2 separate regions of the Mus musculus genome follow, and region 1 is linked to region 2. The links are chromatin loops, found by intact Hi-C in ENCODE. Cell type or tissue: left cerebral cortex. All regions are shown on one strand. Each heading gives the region's core, and the rest is flanking DNA. Links, peaks and the distances in the headings are about the cores only. Region 1 has its middle 8.2 kb from the start of Oprl1. Region 2 overlaps Gm29797 (predicted gene, 29797).

The links. Hi-C counts contacts between places; a loop is a spot of excess contacts. Peaks named below come from ENCODE experiments on the same cell type or tissue, not always from the same donor. Only the 100,000 strongest peaks of a DNase experiment are listed, where the experiment ranks them.
Region 1: it touches region 2 in a loop (3-fold over the local background); 12 of 42 quality-filtered maps call a loop at or near these places.

Annotation. Positions count from the first base shown.
Region 1 is chr2:181,705,406-181,708,215 of GRCm38, forward strand. No RefSeq gene overlaps it. Among named protein-coding and RNA genes, the nearest start is that of Oprl1, 8.2 kb to the right of the region's middle. In left cerebral cortex, for the core only: a CTCF peak has its summit at 1,476 (motif pointing left); a DNase peak (open chromatin) is centred at 1,468.
Region 2 is chr2:181,658,576-181,661,385 of GRCm38, forward strand. It overlaps Gm29797 (predicted gene, 29797), which reads left to right. Exons shown (of 4, transcript NM_001377050.1): 2 at 45-320; 3 at 418-570; 4 at 753-1,034. The coding sequence ends at 890. Among named protein-coding and RNA genes, the nearest start is that of Gm25879, 2.3 kb to the right of the region's middle. In left cerebral cortex, for the core only: a CTCF peak has its summit at 1,131 (motif pointing right); DNase peaks (open chromatin) are centred at 837 and 1,158; H3K27ac peaks cover 983 bases.

The DNA.
Region 1 (2,810 bases), core at 230-2,729, 47 kb after region 2:
GAAAGTTGGCCCTCAGCTAAGCTTTTAGACTTTCTTCAGGAAGATATTAACTGTTTCCACTGTTTTTGGAAGCTTGCTCTGGCTTTTGGTTGAAGGTCCATTTATGACTCTACAACACCCAGTCCCCAAGTTTGCCTTCTCAACCCCACAGCTGAGTGGGATGAAGATTCTCTTCCAATTCCCAAACATTTGCATTCCAAAGCACCCCCAAGAAGCCTTTTCTGGTTCCTTCTTCCCTGTGTAGGTCTTTGGGGGTGACAGCTGGACTCGGGCTGTTTAGGAGGAAGGTCCTGGTCTCGGAAAAAACAGAATTGGGGAGGCTCACCAGCAGGCCACCTCCTCAGAGCAGACTTCCTGGATATATAATACTCAATTGGGAATGCCACTGTTCCTATGGCTTCATTGTTTAAGACAGAGTCCTGGACCTTCTCACCCTCCCAGGGCCTATGCTAGGGAGACATGTGTGTGAGGGGTTTTCCAGTTCCCATGGAGGGATGAAATAAGGTCACACAGGGAGCAAGAGAAAATTATGTTTTAGGAAGGGACTATAACTTTTCCTCTGCCTTTGTGGGGTTGGAAAACTGTAAGGCTCTTGAAGCACAGCACCTTCCAGTGATCCTTCTGCTGATTAATTGATGAGAGTGTCAACAACCGAGAGGTTGTGGGTTATAGGTACAGAAGAGCATAAGTTCTCTTGGGCTAACTTGATAGTCATTCCTTGTTACCTCTGTGTCTGACCGAACAGCTTTGTGACTAACAGGTGAAACCGTTTGGAAAATATTAACAGACAACTAACTTCCACCCACCCTAAAGCTAAGACTGCCATTAAGATAGCATCTGAGGTGTTTCCCTGTTTTGCTGTAACTGCCTGTGTGATATTCCTATCATTTGAAAAGTGCCTGATTTATGACTTTTTTTTTTTTTTTTTTTGGTTTTGTTACTATAGAAATTTCACGAAACTGTTATTGGTTGGGACATGGAATTTTGGGCAACATAAATCTGTACTCCTGAGTCCTAGTCGCTCATACAGTGTAAACTACATCCCATTCCGTTTGAGGTTAGAGCTGAGCTTTTGCATGGGCGGTTACAGTACCACATGTGGGACCCCAAGATGGGAAGAGTCACCTGCCTTAGAACTAGGTACCAATGTGGAAACCTTTGTGTGTCCAAACCATTGACATTATTTCTTCAGGTAGATTTTGGTGAGTTCTTTCTGAGGCTCAGAGCTTCTTTGGTTTGGCCAATAATTCATTTATTATTTATTCTGAATTGGTTGTTTAGGATCTTACTTGTTCGATTTTTTCAAAGCATTTGGTTTAAGATTTCCATATTTTTATTTTTCGAGAATTTAATACACATATAATGAATTTTTATAAGTCTACCTCCTATTTCCTCTAACTCCTCACTCTCCTTTTAAAACTCACCAAGTCCACTCAGTGTTGCCAGTATGTTCATGTGGGTGTACTGCCATCTACTGGCTACCATTTAGGGGTGGCAACCCCAAAGAAAACAACTTTTTTGGGGGGGTTTGTTTTGTTTTGTTTTTTTTTTTTTGTTTTGTTTTTTGTTTTTTCGAGACAGGGTTTCTCTGTGTAGCCCTGGCTGTCCTGGAACTCACTTTGTAGACCAGACTGGCCTCGAACTCAGAAATCTGCCTGCCTCTGCCTCCCAAGTGCTGGGATTAAAGGCATGTGCCACCACTGCCCGGCCCAAAAACAACTCTTTTCCTTAGTGACAGCTAGTTAACTCAGAAGTTCTCAACATCCAACGACCCTTATCCACTATATCAGATAGTTATATTACAATTCATAACAGCAGCAAAATGACAGTTATGAAGTAGCAATGACATAATCGTATGGGAGGTGCCTCGGCATCAGGAAGGCAGAGAACTGCTGCTCCAGGCTACCCATTTTGTTTGCTTGCTTTGAAAGCATTTTGGTTTCCAACCACTTTTTTGTTTGTTTTCAGACCTCTGGTAATTTGTTAGCATTCAGTCTGTTTTCCCCTGGGCACTCCTTCCATATCAGTTTAATGAAGGGAGGAAGTGTTGAAGAAAACCAGATTCCAACTGGCTTTATGCTTTGTAAATATATTAATTGAACTTGCAAGTGTTAATAAAAGGGTGTAGGGAAAAAAGCAGGCCAGTGCTGGCACTTTAACCCCAGCACTCAGCAGGCAGAGGCACTCTGATCTCTGTGGGTTTGAAGCCAGCCTGGTTTTTCATAGGAGTTCTAGGCCAGCCAAGGCTATATAGTGAGACTTTGTCACAAACAAACAAACAAACAAACAAATGCATCACCACCACCACCACCACCACCACCACCAGGAAACCCCAAAATAAATAAGTAGAAATTAATTTTAAAATAATTTTGTTGTGTCAAAACTAAAGTTAAATTTCTAGAACAACTCCTTTCTTTTATCTACCTTTCTCTGACCTTTCCTGTTAAGGAAAATATTATTATGGGTAGAGAGAAAAGAGCTCCCATGTTATATTAAAAATTCCCATTTCTGCTAGGTGTGGTGGCAGACACCTTTAACTCCAGTACTTAGGAGGGAGAGGCGGGTGGATCCTGAGTTCCAGGTCAGCCGGGGCTACAAAATAAGACCCTGTCTTAAAAAAATTCCTGGAGACTAGAGAGATGACTGAGAGTTTCAGAACATAAACTTTTCTTTATGTGAGGAACTGAGTTTGGTTCCCATCACCCAGGTTGAATGGTTTACAACTGTCTGTAACTCCAGTTTTAGGTAATCTGAAGCCTCTGACTTTGAGAGCACCTGCACTCATGTATACATACCTATACACAGACACA
Region 2 (2,810 bases), core at 30-2,529:
TAGGGAGGCCTATGCTCTCAGCCCTAACCTGGTGTCTTCTCCAGGTGCGCCCAAAGCTTGCTTTTTACATACTACCACTGCTTCTGGCGTTTCTTGGATCTGCCCTGGGCTGGCCTGGGTCCCAGTCTTGCAGTGTCCAGGAGGTACTCCGCCACTACCAAGCCGTCATCTTCCAGGATTTGCAGACTGCAATGCAGTGGGCTGGGCTGGGTGTCCAACACACACAGCCAGGATCCCGACACCACCGCTTCATTCAGAAAAACCTGACTGGAGCTGGTGGAGGTCAGGGACAGCCAGGGACCTCCTGTGATGCCCAAAAGGTATGGGGAAGGTTCCCCCAAACAACTATTTGTTTACTCCTCAGGCCCCACCCCCATGTCCCTCCCCTGCTCTGGCTTTCCTTCCTTTCCAACTTAGGAGAGTAGCATCCTACTGTCTATTGAGTCCTTGGGTCAGACCCTTCTTGGGAGTGTGGCTGGAGTACCCCACAATGCATTAGAGAAAGCGGCATGGACAGTGGCAGTGCGCACCGAGGCAGTGATGCGCAGACACTGCGGAACATCCTACAGGGTATGCGTCCTCAATCTCCCCTCCCCTAAGAGCTATGGTATACCAATTGCCTGAGGCTTTGGACTCAATTAGGGCCAACTGACCTGATGACAGCCCACTTCCCTCGTGGCTAAACATGAGCTGTGAGATGAAGGCAAGGGTGCAGAATATGTATGCACTGACTCACAGCTGGTCTCTACTAGCAGATCCAGCAGCCAAGGAAGCACGCGGTACAGCTGCGCAACAGTCGGAGGCGGCTCCTGCTACGTGCCCTATACGCTGTCGCCACCTGCTGGGAAAAGCTCTTTGCACTAAGTGCCATGGCTACCGGCGAATTCTAGCACTGTCCCTGTTCTCCCACTCATCACAGAAGATTGGAAACAAACTGATTTGATAGCACCCTCTCAGCTCAGATTGCCTGCACTCAAAGGTCCAGAATGTGTATACATCCATTGAGGCCCCAATAAATGGAGCTAATGATGTGATCTGATGCTTCTTGTCTTTGCCTGACTGGTTATGGGCCCTGGTCTATCCAGGGATCTGCACTTCAGTAAGGGTGGGGCTTGTACTTCACAGTGTCAATGGCTGTATCTCCCTCATACAGCAGGGGGCGTGGGTGAGACGTTGGCCCGGTCCTCGAGTAGTGTGGGAGGCAACAAAGCCTCCTGCCCCCACCCGACAACCTGGTTAGGGATTTTAAAACGTCATGCATCCGTCCTGCCCAACTCTGGACCGGAGGAGAGGGTGGAAATGGAGAGGAGGGGAAGGCTGAGCTTGGTGGATTCAGAGCAAAACAACCGGATAAAGGAAACAGGACTTAGAGGAAGCCAGCCTTGCTGCCCTGGCCACAAACTAGACCAAGCCATTTCCTGCTGCCACTGGGGGATGGTCAGGGTGGGATGGGGGTGGGATGACTCCACAGACTGCCCTAGACTTGTCTGTTGAACTAATTGGGCCGACCCCAATACCTACATAAACCTGGGTGTCTGCTCTGCCACAGTTCTATCCCTGAGCAGAAAGAGGCAATGTCCTCACCCCCCCCAACCACCCCTCCCGCCCCAGTCCTTGCCTCATAATAGGATGTGGAGCCCAAAAACTTCAAAGATTATCTTTCTCTGTACCTTTCAGACAGACAGACAAGGGACAAAAAAGGCAGTCCAATCTACAAGAGCAAGAAATAGCACTGAAGTTCTTCATGCCTCCATTCCTAGGTGTAGGTGTGATCTGCCCAATGGGACCTTTTGTTTCTTTTCAGTTGAGAAAGCTGAGAGATGGAGAGATTGTTGTTGATTATACAACAATCATGTGCTGAAAGAGCTGGGGTCAGGTTTAGACCCAGAGTATAGTGTACAGGAGGGAAATGGAGCTTTGTGCACATCAGTATACATTCTATTCTTTGATTCAGATTTCGAATGGTCTTACAAGCCATGATAGAGCACAAATATAGAACATTTTGATTCTTCTTTATGGGGTAGGAGGCAGTGTAGACAAGTACAAGGTGGGGTGTACCAGAGAGGGCCTAAGTACAAAGACCTTCAGGAAAGTCAGATCTAAAATGATTCTCCCCCATGTGTGCATAGTGTGTACATGTATATGTCAGCTGTTTTGAGGGTTTGAGGGAAGCCTGGGCCATTGCAGGGTCCTGGCCCTAGGGCCTGAGTGGTTGGTCATCTTGTGCTGGGAAATACCAGTGGAAGAGAGGTGATGGCTATGGACTTGGACTTATATTGATGAGCTCTATTGGTATGCCAGGGTATAGCCAATGTCCAGTGTAGAGAAAAAGGTCTGATTTTGTTGAAATATAAGCCATAGGGCAGCGGAACTTTAACTAAAGAGTGGTCAAGTGGGATCTGAAGAAGATTAGTAACAGCCTGGGCACTGAGCCCAGAACAGCAGTATGGACAGCCCTCCATGAAGTTCCCATGGACCCATTTTTCAAGGCAATCTGTACTTATCCTTGCCCTGACTTTAGATCCTATTGGGAAATTACTTCAGTTATAGTAAGTATCCCTCAGCTACTCCCCACCCACAGCTACTCCTCACTCACAACTACTCCCCATCTTGTTGTCCCATCCTACTGTTTAGAGAAATCAGGTATGGGACAGGTGGCAGGCAGGGAGACAACAGGGTGTCCTGATTCCCACCTTCTGTTCCTCAGCTGAGGAAAGATCAAACAAACTACAGCCTCCTGGGACTGGAGGTAAAGCAGAGGCCTAGTTTCAGGGAATAAATGTTGATGCCTAAGCCCTGTACCAGACTAC